Regions from separate parts of the Mus musculus genome. Here region 2 is linked to region 1. Evidence: chromatin loops called from intact Hi-C (ENCODE). Cell type or tissue: heart. All regions are shown on one strand. Each heading gives the region's core, and the rest is flanking DNA. Links, peaks and the distances in the headings are about the cores only. Region 1 overlaps Ubap2 (ubiquitin-associated protein 2). Region 2 overlaps Ubap1 (ubiquitin-associated protein 1).

Region 1 (9,400 bases), core at 762-8,761:
AGCTGATCAGCATACAAAATAAAGTCAATGTATTACAGCAGTCCCTCATAGAGGGAGCAAGGCCCAAAACCATTAAATGGAAAATAATAGAAACAAAACATCAACAACACTCATATAATGCTTATGATAATTTTTATTTCATGTAATTGGTTCTAAGTATTAAATGTCTGACTACGCTGGATTGGTGATCAAACCATTAGGGCCGGAGATCCTGAGTACACTCTTGTAATCCACTAGCGGAAAGTCTTCTGCCCTCCACAGCTTGTGTGTACACACTCACAATCCTTCACAAAATGAAGGGGGAAAAGATCAAAAGGTAGAGAGCATGAAGTCAGACACATGGGCCAAGCTCTGGCTTCTGTAGGTGTGCACATAGGCACAAGAACCCACACCCACGGGTACAAGAACATAGATACAAATTCTTGATGACTTATTAAGATTTGCTGTCTTCTTTGTGAATGTATAGACCTCACTTGGGCCCATGTTCTCACGTGGGATTGCGAGGCTGCATTCTCTGTAATGAATAACACTGAAATAGCAAATCTTTGCCCCAATCAGCTAGACAGGAGACTCTTGATTGGCAGTAGAATACATTGTCAATCTGTCCATTTACACTTCTGTTAGCTGCACACTGCCTAATAACTGTCAACCCCAAGTGTTGGGATTATAGATATGAGACACTACACCTGGCTGTCAATGAGATTTCCCATTGAGAGGCTTTGAAGGTAACAATAAACTAAAAGGAGTTGGGAGTATTCTCCATCCAGCATGCTTATATAACAAGAGCATAAGAGGCTGGAGAGATGGCTCAGCAGTAAAGAGCACTGACTGCAATTACAAGGGTCCTGAGTTCAAATCCCAGCAACCACATGGTGGCTCACTACCATCTGTAATGAGATCTGATGCCCTCTTCTGGTGTGTCTAAATACAGCTACAGTGTACTTACATATAATAAATAAATCTTTGGGAGAGAGGGAGCGGTGCTGGAGCGAACGGGGCCAGAGTGAGCAGGGGTCCTGAGTTCAATTCCCAGCACCCACAGGATGACTTTACAACCATCTGTATGGCTACAGTGTACTCATATACATAAAATAAATAAATATATATATTAAAAAAAGAAGAACACAAAACATTTCTTTAGATAAGGTCTCATGCCACAGTCCAGATTGGCTGTGAACTCAGCAGCTACTAACAGACCCCCCAGTGCTGGGAATTACAGGCATGACCCACCATACTCAGATAAGAACAATTTTAAAACAAGCTCTAGGGACTCAAGAGATGGCTTGGCAGTTATGGATGCTTGCTATTCTTCCAGAGGCCCTCCACTCAGTTGCCAGCATCTATGTCAGGTGGATTATAATACCTACAACCATTGCTCTAGGAATTTGGCACCCTATTCTCATCTTTATAAGCACCCAAACTCCCATGCATTACCCCACAGAGACACAGACAGACAGATAAGACAGACACACACTGTGCCCATACTCCACCCCTAATCAATCCTAGAAGAGTCTCTGAAGATGGCTGTGATGAGTCTTGAAATCCCAGACTTCTAGAATATTAGACAAGAGGATCACTGAAAATTCAAGGCCAGCTTAAGGTACAATGAGACTATTTCTCAAAAACAGACACAGAACAAAACAAAGACTTCTAACAAAAACAAAACAAGACCAAAAAACCACTTACCCGGTCCCTCATCTGTACCATTCTGAGCAGCTTCCCAAACTGCCAACTTTGTCCCACAGCCATCTGTAGACATGGACTCTGAATAGTCTGCAGGATTGAATGTCCTGGGGGGGTTGAAGTAAAGAAACAAGCAACTAAAGCAAGCATCAAAATCACAAAATAAACCGTATAAAATATACCAAACAGCATTGGGGAGGCAGATCTCTGAAAGTCAAGGCCAGTCTGATCCATATAGCAAGCATCATGACAGCCAAAGCTACATAGACAGACTCTAAAAACAAGAAAATAGAAAAAAGAAAATATTCAAAACCAAATCAGCTCAAGTCCCTTCAAAGGGGTGCTATAAAAAGTCCTCCCTCCTTATATTGGATAATGGCTAACTCTTTAAGCCACTGTGATGTAGGTATTTTTTATACACTTTTTGCGCCTATAATAAAGATCTCTGTTTGGGTTATTCTGTTTTGTTTTGTTTTCAGACACAGTATTTTCAATGTAGCCCTGGCAGTATTCAAACTGAATATGTAAACCAGGAGTGGCCTTAAACGTACAGAGATCTGCCCCCCAGCCCCCAAATGCTGGGTTTAAAGGCTTGTGACACCCCAACCAACCCCATACAAAACTGTTTTATTTAGTTACTCACATGTACTACAGCACACTTTCCTTCTACCCTTAAAAGTCCTAGGGACAGAACTTTAAAGCGTTGGTAACAAGGACCTTTATTAACCTTTAGGTCCAGTGATTTGAATGTTTTCATTTTTGTTTTTTAAACAGGGTATCACAATGTAGCACTGACAAGCCTCTAACTCACATAAATATGCCTGCCTCTACCTCCTAAGTACTAAGATTAAAGACATGAGTGAGCCTTATCATTCTTGAAGATGGGGTCTGTATCATGTATCCCTGGTTATCTGTGAACGCTGTAACTAAAGATGACCTTGAACTTCTGATACTGTAATAGATTCCCAGACCTTAACACAGGCCTTGGGTACCTCAGCACATAGGCAGCACCACCTGTCAAAAGAAGAACAAAGAAGACCTTCTCCATCTTGCTTTGGGGAAAGTCCCTAAATATAGTGACCTTGCTCTTTGGCTCCTATAGTTCCACTTCTGGCTAACTGAAGTGTGTCAACCCAGGAATGTAGGTTTTGTGATTAAAAGCCCGTTCTGAGAAATGCTCAGGGCTACAACTCAGTCTCAAACACCTGGAGTAGTTACTAATAAAAGTTTCTATTGGCTTGAGCTGTGTCCTAGTGGTCTTCTCTAGTGGATACCTCAAGTTTACAAGTATTACAAGTTTATACCACCATTCCCAGTTTTATGGTATGCTGGGGACGGAATTTTCTTTGCCTGTTCTAGGGAGGCACTCTATCAACTACATCGCCAGCCAAGCGTACATATCTTCAACAGACGTTACTTTAGGATCATCTACCTACTTTTGTATAAATGGTCTTCAAGTTTCTACAATATAGTCTTTGGCATCCTGAAAAGTTATGAAGACCTGGAAGCCTTCCCAGTCTAGAAAGAACACCATTGAAAATGTCCAATGAAAGGACCAGAGAGAAGGTTCAAAGTGGTTAAGAGCACTTGCTGCTCTTGCAGGACTTGGGAGACAGGTTCCATCCCCAGTACCCACTCGAAAGCTCAAAATGGCCTGGAATTCAAAAGTTCCTAGGAAACCTCTTCTGGCTTCACAGGCCCCTTCATGCCCATGGCACACAAACATACATTCAAGCCCACACATAAAACTGCATATTTTAAAAAAGTCCCAATGAGAACAAATACATCAAGTGTAAACGTGTCTCCTTCTTGTGTCAGAATTGAAGCTTCGACTGTCCTGAAACTTGCTTGTAGACTAAGCTAGCCTTGAACTCAAAAATGTGCTGGTCTCTTGCCTTAGTGTTGGGATTAAGGAAGGGTCTGTCATAACACCAAAAGAACTTTAAAACTCTTTATATTTTCTGTGTTTTCCCTACATGTACATATATGTACCATGTGCATGCTGCCTGCCCAGAGTCCAGAAGAGAGCATCAGATTCCCTGGAACTGGGGTTACAAATGGCTGTAAGACATGATGAAAGGCCTGGGTGCTGGAACCAAACCTAAGACTTCTCCAATAGCAGCAAGTGCTATTAGCTGATGAACCATCTCTCCAGCACCCCCAACTGTGGATTTGAGTAGAATTATATTCTTCATATATGGATATAGCTAAAGAAATGTTTTGTTCACACTTCTTTGTATTATCACTAGAGGGGGCTGGTGAGATGGTTCAGAAATAAAAGAACTAGCTGTCAGGATTCACAGGCTACATCCATGTTACAATGCACGCATAAGAACATAAGTAAACAGAAATGCTATGAGTTTAAGGCTAGGGTTCCAAATTCAAGTTGTCTTGCCATGCACAAAAGAAACAGTAAGAGAAAGAAAAACTAGACATAACAGTAGCTAACTCTAACACCTACCTAGAATGCTCAGCATTCACTACCATCACTCAGGACAACACTATCATTCACATAAACACTTCATGTTAAATAGCTAGATTTAGCCGCATCTGTAAGTGGCTTTCAACCTGGCAGCCGAGGACATTATGCACATATGCCTACTCCCTTGGGAACATGTGGTGTCCGCAGACATGTTAGTAACTTCATGAGGAAGGAGAGGGGTGTCAGGTTAGAGAGAAGGATGATGTAGCATCACTGTGCAGCACATGCACACCAATGAAGTTATCCAAGCAAACTGCACGGAGCAGAGGCTTCAGTGCTGACGCAGCATTTACTGCAACAGCAACAACAACACTATTTTCACTATGGTTAGAAAGCCCTTCAGAAGTACAACCACCTCTAGCTGGGATAAAGTACAGGCAGGTCAAAGGCAGATAAAACAGAACAACTAGGAAGCACCTACAGCAGTGGGATGGCTGTGACTTACCCCATGCTTTGAGCGGAGAACCTTCCTGTCCCTCTGCCCCTGCCACGTCCAAATCCTTTAACAAAACACAATTATAGAATATAATTGTATTTGTACATGTATATATAATGATTAAATAAAGCAGAGTTTCAGGCCAATCTGGGGCTACAGGGTGACTTCTCAACCTGTAGTCAATCACAGACTACAGTATGAGCCTTTTTTTTTTTCCTTAAAAAAGAAGAAAAAAAAAAGCAGCTAAGCAGCTAACTCATTCTTAGGGGCATCTGATGCCCTCTTCTGGCCCCCACAGGCATTGCATACACATGGCACACAGATGTACATGCAAGCAAACCGTTCACAGATAAAACAATTTAAAATATAAATAATGCCTTGGCAATGGTGGCGCACGCCTTTAATACCAGAGGCAGAGGCAGGCAGATCTCTGAACTGGATGCTAGCCTGGTCTACAGAGCAAGTTCCAAGACACTCAGGGCTATGGAGAAACTATGTGTAGAAAACAAAATACCCCAAACCCCCAAATAAATAATAAGCTCTCCTTGCTTTGTTGGTAGTGTAACCATGTATATCATACCTCTGTCTCAGCTTCCTAAATGCTGGGATTACATCTGTACACCACTATAACTGATTATAAAAGTGGCTTAAACAAATCATCTGAAAATAACCAAAAGGATTCTTCAAAGTGACAGACATAATCCAGGATCTGAGGGATGGCTCAGGGATGGAGCCATTCTTACCAAGGACAGGCAACCTTCAGCACCAAAAATAACAAAACCAAAGCAAAATGTAAAAACAAAAGAACCGGGCATAATCTAAGGGGTTCCTTCTCAGCCATCTTAGAGAACACTCCTTCATACTGCATTTCCAATCATCCTTAATAGCCAGGGTGGCAGCAGCTGGCCTGGTCCTCCTCCCCCCTCACCTCTGCCTCGGGCCCGCTTGCCCCGCTCCGCAGGCTTGTCTCCTTGGCTGCAGTCAATCCCATTCTCTTCACCTTTGACTAAAGAAGAAAAAGCAAACATGTCAACTTTTCATTTTCAAACCTCTTACCAAACTTATGAGATACAAAACCAAGATCAAAATGCACAGAAAGAATCAAAAACCCAACACTCTTCTTTGCAATCCCACAAGTTCAAGGCCAGCCTGGTCTAAATTCAAACAAGGGCTACATATTGAGGGAGCACCTGTCTCAAAAGCCAAAAAGGAAAAAAAAAAAAAGGTTAAAAAGAAGTTAAAATGTAAACAACATTTAGAAATCATGATGAATAAAAAGTAGCACAAATCTAGAAGCACATGACCAAAGGCTTATCCAACACTAGGATGACAAAACCAAGAGAATCGTGAATTCAAGCTCAAGGCCAGATGAACCACATAATCAGACCTAGTATTTAGAAAAAGAAAAAGAGCTCTTAAGGTCTCACCTTTCTTATTCTCAGCTCTCTTTCTCTCTCTCCCTTCCACCCTCTCTCCACATGGCCATGGCTGGCCTCTCTCTTTCTCTTACTTTCTCTCTGCATTTCTACAATAAAGCTCAAGGAAGGAAGGAAGGAAGGAGGGTGGTGTGGAACAAAATCCTGAATGGCACCAGATGCAATCCCAGATAGAAGACTAAAATGAAAATCACATGGTGCTGAGCATGGTGGCACAGTCCTTTAATCCCAACACTCAGAACAGAGGCGAGAGCTCTGAGGCCAGCCTGGTCTGCAGAGCAAGCTCCAGGGCAGTCAGTCAGACCATGACTAAAACAGTATACAGCATGGGCATTTTACTTTCTGTCTACATGTACCCTCCTGTAAAATAAATTTTCTATAAATAAGTACTAAAACCCAACACTTACTACAAAACAATGCTATCTATAAACATCACAGAACAAAAGGTAAAGTGTAAGAGACAGGCTTTGTAGCATCCTACCAGAAAAGGCAAGGACAGACTTCTGTTTCTCATATTCATACTGGATCCAATAGATCCATACAAAAACTAGTCAATAGATATTGATATCATTACTCCACTTTTTAGTTGCTGCTTAGCTCACATGAGCTTGGCTTCATTTGCAGTACAAATTTAAATTTATCCTATCCCTTCCCATCATCCTCACCTGCTTCTGAACTTTATTTCTCCCCAGAACAAGTTCTAACAAACATTACTAAACTATTGAGACCAGGTGTGGTGGCCCACCCCTTAATCCCAGCACTTGGGTGCCGAGGGCTGGCAAAGCTCAGGAAGTTTAAGGGCAGCCAAGGCCACATAGTGAGATCCTGTCTCAAAAACAATAAAAACCAAGTATTTTATAAGTGCTAGAAGTGTGGTCAAATAAAAGCCCAAGCAAAGGCCCCTGAGTGAGTCCCCAGCACAAACTATACATTTCTATTACTTAAATACTCATTTCTCGATCTTGATGTTATTGTTCAATCGACCTTCATTTAAAAATAGAGCTGGTGAGGTGGCTCAGTGGGTAAGGGCTCCTGCCAAGCCTGAATTCACTCCCAGGACCCAAATGGTGAAGGGAAAAAGTCAACCCCAAAGTTTTTCTCAGACCCCCACATGTACACCATGACATGTGCACCCACACCCGTTATGAAAATAAAATATATATGTACTTTTAAAATTTAGAGTGAGGGACAGAAGTGGGTGCCTGTAATTTCACTGCTGGACAAAAAGGAATCTTAGCTAAAGCCGGCTCAAGGTATATATTGAAAGTATAACAGTTTCATAAGGGCTAGGGAGAGCTCTTTGAGAGAAGATTTTACGATATAGCTCAGGTTGGTTTGGAACTCACAATTTTTCTATTAAAAGCTCTCAAATTCTAGGATTATAGACATGAGCTCACTGTGAGCTGTTTGAAAATCTATGTGTTCATTACTACAGGTTGCCAAGTACTCCCTACACAGCAACAAGTTGTCTCCTGGGCTGTTCCAAGTAAATTGGTGTCAAAATATGGATCAAAGGAAACTGCTCAAACAATTCTGCCTTCTGAATCTGCCTCCTTTAATTTTTTTTTTTTTTTTTTGTGTGGTGGGAGGGGGAGGTGGGTGACAGGGTCTCACTATGTAACCCTGGGTGGCCTGGAACTCCATGTAAATCTGTATGGCCTCAAAACTCACAGGAACCCACATGCCTCTACCTGGGGCTGAAGACACACCTAGACATCTCTAATTAATTTAATCTATGTCTATAGCATGAATATCTGTAGGGGAAGAAAAAACAGCTTCATACAAACAGGCCTATACCCACCACACTCCCAGCTTGCTTGGTTTCTAGCCAGTCTGAAAGGACAAGAATGAACGACCTGCAGCTCAGGTCGGTACAGGATCTTACAGACTGCCCTGTGTGACCCAGTGTCAGTGGGAGTGATTGGTAGTCGGGCTGTTCTCCCAGTCTTCGGGTGTGTGAGAACGGCTAGGAGAAGAGCTACACTCACACTCTCGGACTCGGTTGCCGCCTCTTCCCTTGCGGTTGTTGGTTCCCCGTCCACGACTCGCTTCTCTCTCCGTCCTCTTCTCTCTGTTTTCTTTGTTTTCTGAACTTTCTCTTCCAAAATTCTTCTTCTTCCCTCCTACAGTCTCCCATGAAGTCTGTCAAAAAGTAGAGTCTATACCACTAAGTGGTCACACAGCTTTGAAAACTTACATTCTATTTCTTTCCCATTTGTGGGATGTAAAACTATGACAGAAAGTTAGGTAAAGTTGAGCAAGGGGAGACCTGGAGACTCAGTGGGCACACACCTGAGGCTGAGGTGAAACACTCTGGCTGCTGGCCACCCTCCAGTGTTTGCACAGTTACCCCCACTGCAGTTAGTATGCCAAGACTGTCATTGCTGTTGGTTAGTCATTAGAAACAAAGCTGCTGACACTGTCAGGTAAGACCCATGGCAAGGAAGCATGGAAGAAACTATGTCCCACAATGTCCTAGAAGGAGTCAGAAGTCCAAAAGAACTTTTCTCTGCTCCATTTCCTTCACGACCACTCACCCGCTAACAAGAGTACTCGTGATATGTTCAGCCCCTAACTTACTATCATACGCTCTCTGACAAAAACAAAGATCCAGCTCTGGCTCGCAGTTATGAGATTTCTATGTTCAAGACAGAGCTGGTGATGGGGCTGGAGAATTGGCTCAGCAGTTAAGAGCATTTGCTGCTCTTGCAGAAAACCAAAGCTCGGTTCACGGCACCTACATTTGTGATTTCAACCATCTGTAACTTATAACACTAATTTCAGAGGACCCAACACCCTCTTCTGACATCCTCTGCCACCCAGCACATATATATGCATGCAAGCAAAACACCCACAGAAAAAAATGAATAAAATCAATAGAAATATTTTTTTAATTTTAATTAATTAAATATTAAAGGCATGGTGGCTCACACTATAATCCCAGCACTTAAGAATGCTTTGAGTATGAGGTCAATCTACCCTATATAGTAAATTCCAGACCAACCTGGGCTAGAAAGTAAAAACTTGTCTGTCTGTCTGTCTCTCTCTCTCACACACACACACACAAATACACGTCTACATGTAGGCTTGTGTACCATGTGCTTGACTAGAGCCCACAAAGGTCAGAAACGGGTGCCAGATCTCCTGAGACTGGAGTTGAGCAGTCGTGAGCTATTGTGTAGTGCTCTGAAAGAGCTGCATGTGCTCTTAACTGCTTAGCCATGTCTCCAGCCCAAAAACTTCATTCTATTCAACATCAAAATGTTAAAAAGCAGTGTATAGTTACAGTACTTGCTTTCTCACAGCACTCCAATTTTACTCAGTGAATATTTGTAACAGCCTCCCCTCAAAGCAAGAATGTGA
Region 2 (9,400 bases), core at 1-8,000, 160 kb after region 1:
TTTGAATGCTGGGATTGCAGATGTGCAGAAAAGGAGCTTGCTCCTTTTCTAATTTTGTTTCCCTGTTTCTTTTAAAACCATTGCTGAAATTTCTGTAGTTTTCTGCTTTTGTTTTTGGCAAAGTCTTATTGACCCAGGCTGGCCTCGAACTTGATCCATTGCTTCTGCATCCTGAGTGCTAGGATTACAGATCTGCTTAGGATCCAGCCCAGGGTTCTCTGCATGCTAAGTACTTTGTCAACTTAGCCACAACCGTGTATATTTTTTTACATTTTTATACATTAAAACTTTTTTTTAATCACATTTGTTTTGTGTGTATGCGGCCATAGCACACGGGCCAGAAGACAACTTGTGGGAGCTGGTTTTGTTCTTCTACAATATGGTTTCTAGGGTTCAAAAAGTGGTCAGGTTTTGTGGCAAGTACCTTAACCTGAGCCATCTCTGGGCCCTTCTTCTTTTTAAAAGATTGCTTTATTTTTATGAGTGTTTGCCTGCATGTATATATATGTGCACATGTATATATGCCTGGTGCCTGAGGAAGTCAGGAACTAGAGTTACAGTTGTGAGCTGCCATGTGGTGCTGTGAAGGAAACCTGACTCCTTGGCAAGAGCATAGGTACTCTTAACTGCAGTGCCATCTCCGGCCTCTCTAAAGAAACCCCAGTGATTCCAGCATTGCAGAGGCATTCTTAGGCTGCCTCTGTCCACCTCCACTTCCACCTATGGAAGCTTTTCAAGTCCTCTACTCTCAATCTCTGGAAAGTTTGAAATTTACTAGTGATATGTCTTACTTAGTTATTGTGTTGAGCACCCTGGGTCTTTACAAACTGGGGCTTAACCCAATACCCATTTTATGTTTGCCAATAACTACATTTTATCTTTTTATTGACAAGACTCCTAATAAGGTAGCACTGTCAGAATGCAGTAATGGTGTTGTATCTGGGTCTGAGGGGTGTACCAACCTCGCCCCCTCACATTAATCATAATCATGGATTATAACCTCGATAAATGACTTGAAACACCGTAGTACTAGTAATTTTGACAAGGAATCCTTTTTCATTTTTTGGAGTTAGTCTTGCTGTATAACCCAGGCTGTCCTTAACTTGAGGACCTTCCTTCTCCTTTTTTTTTTTTTAAAGATATATTTCATGTATGTGGATACACTGTCACTGTCTTCAGACACACCAGAAGAGGGCACTGGATGGACATTACAGATGGTTGTGAGGCACCATGTGGTTGCTGGGAATTGAACTCAGGACCTCTGGAAGAACAGTCAGTGTTCTTAACCACTGAGCCATCTCTCCAGCCCAACCTTCCTCCTTCTTAAGCCCTAGTGATAAGGGATCCTTTTAAACATTGTCCTTTTGGGATCTCCATAATTAGTGTGGTGCCTGTTTGATTAATAAAACATGTCGAAGAGTCATTTATCTCTATTAAGCAAAGTATTTTCAGTTGTAATATTTAAAAAGGAAAGGATACTTTGCTCAGTCCTAGTATTTAAAATCCTATGCATTGAGCTGAAGCGATGGCTCAGTGGTTAAAAGAACTTACAAAGGACCCAGATTTGGTTGCCAGCACCTATATTGTGGCTAATAACCACATGTAATTCCAGTTCTAAATTTCATGACCTCTTCTGAGCTCTACAGTCATCAGGCATGCGTGTGGTGTATACATATATATAGATATGGGCTAACATATACATAAAAAAAAAAAACCCAAAACAACCATGAAAATCCTTTGGGTGTGAGCACACTGGAAACAGAGGGAGGCAGATCTCTGCTTTTTGAAGCCAGATTAGTCTACTTAATAGAATGAGAATTCTAGGCCTACATAGTGAGACAAAAACTACCTAACTGACTTTATTATAATACCTTATTGGCTATTACATTATCTCTAATATTTATTACAAATGATGTGAAAATGACTATATATAGAGATAAGCTTAAATGTTTTTGTAGGTTTATGTATATGAATGTTTTGCCTACATACATACTTTATATATAGCACATGCATGCTTAGTACCTGGGGAGTTCAGCAGTGTCAGATTCCCTGGATCTGGAGTTATGGATAGTTTTAAGCTAGCATGTGGATGCTGGCAACCAAACCCAGGTTTTCTCTGCAACAAATAAATGCTCTTAACTGCTGAGCTCTCTCTCTAGCCTAAAGGTTTGCATTTTAATATTCACAAAGATACAACTAGATCAAAGAATTTTATCAGGCCTTCCTTCAGCCACACTTACTTGAAGGACAAAATACTCCCAAAGCACAGCTGTTAGGGGACTGCACTTTCTAAAAGTGTGTGTAATTTAGAAACATATACCCACATTCTAGCAGGTGTTCATGGGGCTTTTTAAAGGGAGAAGTACACATGGTGGAAGAATAGTCCTGGCATTTTGGCTGGGCTCATGTGAGAGCTGCCTTTACTTTTTTAGGAAGCTGTGTCTTGAGTCCACACAGAGTCTGCTCCTGAGAAGGGCCATATAATCTTGAGTCTGCAAAGTGGCTAGACTGCTTTAGCTTCTGATCTTCCATGGCTGCTGTAGCCTACTGAAGCCCCTAGGAATGGACTGCTTAGAGTATGTTACAGGTGACACAGTTCAGTGGAAGCTGTCAGCCTACATGCCTGTGATCCTCCTGGCTCTCTTCAGTTTGAGAACATGCGGTTATAGCAGAACTTGCTTTAGGACAGAGGACTGACTACTTACTGCCTTGCTTAAAAAGGAAACAAGGAAAATTATAAAATGTTTTCTTTGGTTCTTGGAAGCCTGCAATTTTGTTCCTGTGGCCTGGGAGTGAGCTGAGCTGCCTTTGTGCCTTAGGCTTCATTATCAGAGGTGAACCAATCAGGTGATACTAGGGAGGTCCGGTGGCAGGGAGCAGCATGCTTGTAGCCATGCAGTAGACTGCCTAGGAGTCTAGCCTAGTATGGCTAATACTCCTTCCTTCCATCTTCACTGCAAAGGACAGCAGCTTTAGCAGGGAATGAAGCCAAGTTATGTGGTATGAGGCAAAGGTAAGTGCCCTCAAAATCCTGAGGCCCTGAGCTAGCCATGACCAGTGAGAGGCAAGAGTGAGACTAGGATAGTCAGTTACAGAGTAGCAATGTCTGCAGTGACTGAGTCTTAACCAAAATAGAGTTAGGGGCTAATGAAAGGACACAGAGAAATCTGCACAGCCCTCAAACATTCATTCTGTAGGTAGGTTCAGACTCAGAACTGATTTTCAAGTTACAGGGATCAGGGCATGGAATAGCATGTGCTGTCTGAACATGCAGGAACTGCGGGTGAGGGCTCCAAGGGTTGCTGGTGTTTCCTAGCTTTTCTTTTTGGCTGGTACTCAGTACCTCTCTTCTTTCCAACCCACAATGCCTGGACAGCAACCTGGGCCTCAACTCATCTTACCGTGATCTTGTTTTTCTATTGTCAGGTAACCCCTCTAAATTTCTCAGTGTCACAAGTGCCCAACATGCCTAGCTGTCCCCAGGCCTATTTGGAACTGCAGGCACTGTCTCCGAGTGAGCGGCAATGTGTAGAGACAGTAGTCAACATGGGCTACTCATATGATTGTGTCCTGAGAGCCATGAGAAAGAAAGGAGAGAATATTGAGCAGGTGAGGTGCTGGTCTGTAAGGTGTGGGTGGGGGAGCATGGTGACCTCAAGTTAGAGTTGTGATCTTGAGGTCCTCAAGTGCCTGCAACTCCAGCCTCCTCCCGTGTGGGTATGTGGAGCCTTGGGCTATCATCAGGGACCAGAAGTTGAACAGTAGTCCTTGAGAGTCTGAGAAAGCCTGGGGGGTGGGAGGGCTGGATCTGTTGTCATTATCCACCCCTTTGTACCTCTAGAGAGTACAAAACTGAGCATATGGTTAGATCTACACTTCTTTTTGAGATAGGGTCTTGTGTAGGCCAGGCTGCTCCGAACTGAGGTAGCTGAGGCTGGCATTGGACTCAGTCCTGACCGCTAGCATTACAGATATATCCCACTACTCGGCTTACCTCTAGAAACTTTTGTCATGGCTGTGCAGGACGCTGTGAATAGCATACTATAGTCCTCTGCCTTGGGGACATTTTCTGACATGCACTGTATTTTTCTAGAAGACTATTATCCTACTCTGGCTGAGCTGATCTTCTGGGTTGAGTCAGCTGTGACAGTACCTCCTTTGGGATGTGGCTGCTCATTTCTAGAAGGGCGTGCCGGTTTGTTTACCAAGTCATTATTGAGGTTATGCTGTGCTAGGCAGTCTGGGCCTGATAACTGGGGAGGGACAGGGAGGCAGCTTCACACAGATGGTCTAAAGCTCTCGACTCAGGAGTAACAGGAGGAGCTCAAGCCTTGTTTCTTTCCTTAGATTCTCGACTATCTCTTTGCACACGGACAGCTTTGTGAGAAGGGTTTTGACCCTCTTTTAGTGGAAGAGGCTCTGGAAATGCACCAGTGTTCAGAAGAAAAGGTAAGAACCTTTATGCATTCACAGGAGCAGAGTTGACTGCTGTACTCCCTGGCCCCTGCACTGCCTTTTCTTACTAGTCACTGTAGGCAGAAGCAGTCAAAGACAGACTCCAGTGTCCAGACAAGGAGTCTTGCATTTAGTATAGATAAAACATGGAGTTGAATCCCAGTGATAGGAAGGGGAAGTAGAGTTGCGCTAAAAGCCAGGCTTTTGGAAGACAGTGACTGTTGATAGTCTTTTTGCCTTCCCTTCTATCTAGAAAGCATACTTTAGGGGTTAAATACTTTGTCTTGGTGGGAATATTCATGTGGGCAGGAGCTCGTCCAGAGGTCAGCAAGTGAATTGTTACTTTCGAGGGAACCTTAAAGACCCATGGGACTGCTTGAAGGAGGCAGAATCTTCACCTGCAGTATACACCTACATTCAGCTGCTCTGCGTGGCTCAACTCTTTCTGAAAAAAATTTGTTCTCCTTTATCCCATAGATGATGGAGTTTCTTCAGTTAATGAGCAAATTTAAGGAAATGGGCTTTGAACTGAAAGACATTAAGGAAGTTTTGCTATTACACAACAATGACCAGGACAATGCTCTGGAAGACCTCATGGCCCGGGCTGGAGCCAGCTGAGACCTGGCCCTGCTACGGCCCTGCCACAGCACCACCATTCCCCAAGGAGGCTCTGCACAGCTCACTTGTGGGGAAGACGGGACATGCTTCCAGATTTTCTTTGGGGGTTAGAAGGTCGGATGTGGAGTTGACACTTGTTAGTCTCTGTGAGCCCAGGCCTGAGCTGGGGGAAAGTAGGAAGATTTGGGCATATATGCTCTCTATTGGTTCCTTCCATATTAAACATACCTGTGTTTTGAGAAGTGTCCTTCCCACTTTGGGCTTTCAGAAGGAATACTTGGTTCTTTCTGGGGTCTCTAATGTTCTCAGCCAAAACCTGGCCTGGCTACCAAGAAGAGTGGGAAGACAGGAGGAGCAGACTGCTGCTGTTTTGGGGCTAGATCCTTTCCTCTCCTCTCTGCTGCACCACTGTCAGACTGGGCTCTAACCCAAGTGGAATGCAACTGAGAGGGTCTTCCTGGGCCCGCCTTCCCCGACAGCCCTAGTGTTACACTGGTTCTGGAGTGTCTCTGCGGTACAAAGATGCACTTTTCTTCATGGGGCAAAGTCTGCCTCTTCTGCCAGGCAGTTCCCATTTGCCCCTGTCCAGACTGTTTCTTTTGGCTTAGACCATAATCCTCTGCTGCCCGGGGCATTGGAGCCCCTGTGCTAGGAAGCTGTCAGTTTTGAGTATCATTGGCCCTTTCCAGCACATGGGTGAGAAAACAGGCCACGACTTGTCACTCAGCACTAACCCCCAGTTCTTGAACAGCCTCCTCCAGCCCTGCTTTAGGATGACACAATGAATAACACCTAGGCATAGAAACCAGTCTCTTTGGTTTGTTTGTATTATGTTCTACAATATTAAAGATCTAAATACAAAGGATATAATACAGTCTTGAATCTAAAGTAATTTGCTAACTATTTTGATTCTTCAGAGAACTACTAATAAAAATCTAAAAGGTATGCCATGCTGCCTTAACCTCTTTATTTTGAAAAATGGTTTGACTCAGGACAGTGGGTAGATTACGGGTAGCACAGTCATTTCTGGCCTGGAACAGAGCCTAGTTGTCCCTTTCATATCAGTATCCTTTTCCCACTGAGGGCCTATGGGACTCAGAGGCTGGCCATCCTGTCTCATCTTTTTTTTTTTGTTTTTTTGGTTTTTTTTTGTTTTATAAATACAGACTCTCTAAACCTGGTCTAGTGCAGCCTGTGGAACAAGGGTATATGCTTTCTTGCTAAAGTGGAGAAGGGGTATACAGGTTTTGAGGTATCCTTTAAAATATGACAAGTCAAGTCCCTTTGCTTGTGACTACTACCAGTCACAGGCAAGGTTAAAGTGCTTCCCCGGCTCTCAGTGGTGCTCCTATAGCTGACAGTTCATCCTTAAAATTTCTAGTACTTATCTTTAGTAGAATCCCACATCCTTTTGGTGTTCTTGGTTGGGAATGGCCTCTGATTTTTAGTGGTTATGTGAGAGGCCTTAAGCTAGGAACAGGCTGCCATCTGGTGGTCAGTTCAAGCACTGCCCGTGGCTGCCAGACAAGCCTTTCAGCTCTTTTATAGAGCCAGACCTCACTATAGTCCAGGTTTAGACCATAATCCTCTGCTGCCCGGCTAATTCCTTTGAATTTAGTCCTCAGCATCCCAGATGCTGGGGTTACACATGAACAGTGTCACACCTGGCTTATCTTGGCTTTTTAAATATAACATCCTAAAACCATAGAGTTCTTAAATGTATGTGGTAATGGCTTCAGGGCCCAGGCTGTGACACATGAATCTCAGGTTAACTCAGGAAGACCTATGAAACTAACGGACTCTTGGAGGCTGTTTCCCTTGGGGTTCTCTCTGTTTAAAAGGTGATACAAGAGATGGGAAGATGGTTCAGTTAGTGTATGTGGTACAAGCATAAGAACTGCGTAGAAAGCCTGGAGTAGCTGGTTGTAATGGTGTATGCTACATCTTTAATCTTGGCATTTGTGAGGCAGGACTACTTTGTGAGCTGGTCTACATAGAGAACTCCAGGACTGCATAGAGAGGCACTGTCTCAAAAGAAAGCCTGGAGCGGTGGTCTGAGAAGGGAAGGGAGAGACAAGAATTTTGGACTTGTTGGCTAATCAGTCTGGGTAGATCAACAGGGAGACACTTGCTTCAAAAATAAGGTAGAGAATGATTTGAGGGTACCTGGTAACATCTGTCCTGCACACACAGCAATACAGCAAGAACTCATTTGAAGAGATGTGTGTTTGTTGCTGTGTCAGAAGATTCAGACTGCTGACTGTAGACTCAGTCCCAAGACACCCGTAGCAAAGGCCCTTGAGTGTTGCTGGCCTAGTACCTTGGACCACTCAAGCCTTGGCAATAGACTTGCCTGAGATCTCCCAGCCTGTTTAATCATTCAGAGGCACTGGGAATGAGGAGTCATAGACAGGAGCTAGGACCTGCCACAAGAACTATGAGGGCTGGCAGACACTGACATGGGCCTGCTGTTTTAGCAAAAAAGAAAAATTAATGAGAAAACCGTGCTGCTGTTGGCACCCTCAAAGCTGGATTGCAGGGAAGGAAACTAAAAGCATACCCTGGACCTCAGGTGCTCTTAAGAAAGATATCAAGAGTTGTTCGCCAGGTGTGGTGGCTCACGCCTTTAATCCCAGCACTTGGGAGGCAGAGGCAGGTGGATTTCTGAGTTCCAGGCCAGCCTGGTCCACAAAGTGAGTTCCAGGCCAGCCAGGGATATACAGAGAAACCCTGTCTCGAAAAACCAAAACCAAACCAAAACAAAAACAACCAAACCAAAACAAAAAAAGAGTTGTTCATTTTATAATTTCCAAAACTAAATTTCCACTCCCTGCTGGGAAGGAGTTCACCTGACTGCCTGGCTGGTACCAGTGTCTTTGAAGACAGAAAGGCACTGTCAGCAATAAGGCTGTTGGCTCAACTTGTGCTCCCTAACCTCTGACCTCCGATGTCCAAGTTAACATTAAACATCCTAGTCTTATCCTCAAATTTAGGACATCTACAAAGTTAATAGACCAAGTCCCTACAGATGCAGGTTGGCAAAGTGACTACTACTCTGAGCCCCAAATAAAAGGGGACATGAAGGCTTTCAGCCTAGTACTTTGTTACAGGTGGCCCTGTAGTTGGGAGTTGAGATGAGGTCTGTCCCTGAGTAGTGGGTCATCCAAGGCCATGTATGGCTAGGTTGACCCTAGGGGCAGGACAGGGAGGGGTCGTTTTTAGGAAGGCCCTGGCAGAGCCTCTTCCAGCCCCAGAGAGCACAGCAGTGTCCATCCAGAGTGAGACATGCTCTAAGACACCACAGTTCTTTCGGGGGCTGCAGCGGGCCTGTGGCTGGTGAGGTAGAGCTGTAGCTGGCTTCTCAGACTTTGGATGCACCTGGACTTCAAAGCCATGATTTCATCCAGCTGGGTCACAAAATCTTCAAAATCCTGAGGAGAAACAACACAACTGGAGCCTTTTCACTTGACGGCTGTCTGTCAGATCATCTTTTCTAGCCTGTCTTTTTGTTTTTCACGTTTTCATGTGTCTGAATGTTTCGTCCACACATCACTTGTGTGCCCGGTGCTACCCACAGAATTTAGAAGAGGACATCAGATCTCCTGGGACTGGAGTTCTAGATGGTTATGAGTCACCATGTGGGTGCTAGGAATCAAACCTGAGTCCTCCACAAGAGTAAAAAGTGCTCCCTAGTTCATTGAACTAGGAACATTTCAGAACCCAAGTCCCTCTTCCCCAGGGGAAAACCTTAGAAGTTTCTATGGACTGGGTGACACTTTTGAGACACTTTGTAAGTGAAGACTATTCTGGAAAAAGGGTACTTACAGTGCTTTGGGTCTTCAGGTTGCAAGAAGCAAGGTGGTTCACTGCTACAGTAGTCATAGGGAGGGACCCCATTCCCATCTCCACCTAGACCCTCTGAGGGCCACAAGGCCTCAACAGTTAGTGTGCAACAGCAAAACTTTGTTGTTGTATCTACACCATGGCAAACAGATGACCACTGAACAAAGCACAATGAGTTGTCAGTAGCCCACATATCTGTCCAGTACTACTTACATTAGAATCCATCTGGGTCATTAAGGTCTCCTCCTTCAAGTCCAGCTCAGCCATTTCATCCAGCTGTTCTTTGTGTGCACGGATAATCACCTGCCTGGGAACATGTTGAAGAACAGCCTATGAACACTGAGCCTCATTTCTATACTAGGAGCTTGTAGCCTCTTCCTGGTGTTTTAAGACCAGCTGGCAGCTCCTTGCTCTCTCTGTTCTGTTCTTAGAACTAGTCAAGGGGCCAGGGGGTGCCCACAGGTTATAGGGGGAGAAAGAGACA

What was found. Hi-C counts contacts between places; a loop is a spot of excess contacts. Peaks named below come from ENCODE experiments on the same cell type or tissue, not always from the same donor. Only the 100,000 strongest peaks of a DNase experiment are listed, where the experiment ranks them.
Region 2: it touches region 1 in a loop (6-fold over the local background); 13 of 42 quality-filtered maps call a loop at or near these places.

The regions. Positions count from the first base shown.
Region 1 is chr4:41,221,670-41,231,069 of GRCm38, forward strand. Ubap2 (ubiquitin-associated protein 2) reads right to left here. Exons shown (of 29, transcript NM_026872.1): 5 at 8,026-8,179; 6 at 5,530-5,607; 7 at 4,611-4,665; 8 at 1,687-1,790. Among named protein-coding and RNA genes, the nearest start is that of Gm24837, 15 kb to the left of the region's middle. In heart, for the core only: CTCF peaks have their summits at 3,937 and 4,892 (motif pointing left); no DNase peak of the experiment used is centred there.
Region 2 is chr4:41,383,749-41,393,148 of GRCm38, forward strand. Ubap1 (ubiquitin-associated protein 1) reads left to right here. Exons shown (of 7, transcript NM_023305.3): 5 at 3,427-3,609; 6 at 4,348-4,449; 7 at 4,933-6,018. The coding sequence ends at 5,073. Kif24 (kinesin family member 24) reads right to left here. Exons shown (of 13, transcript NM_024241.2): 12 at 9,130-9,223; 13 at 7,000-8,504. The coding sequence ends at 8,364. Among named protein-coding and RNA genes, the nearest start is that of Ubap1, 39 kb to the left of the region's middle. In heart, for the core only: no CTCF peak of the experiment used is centred there; DNase peaks (open chromatin) are centred at 4,183, 5,093 and 6,563; H3K27ac peaks cover 519 bases.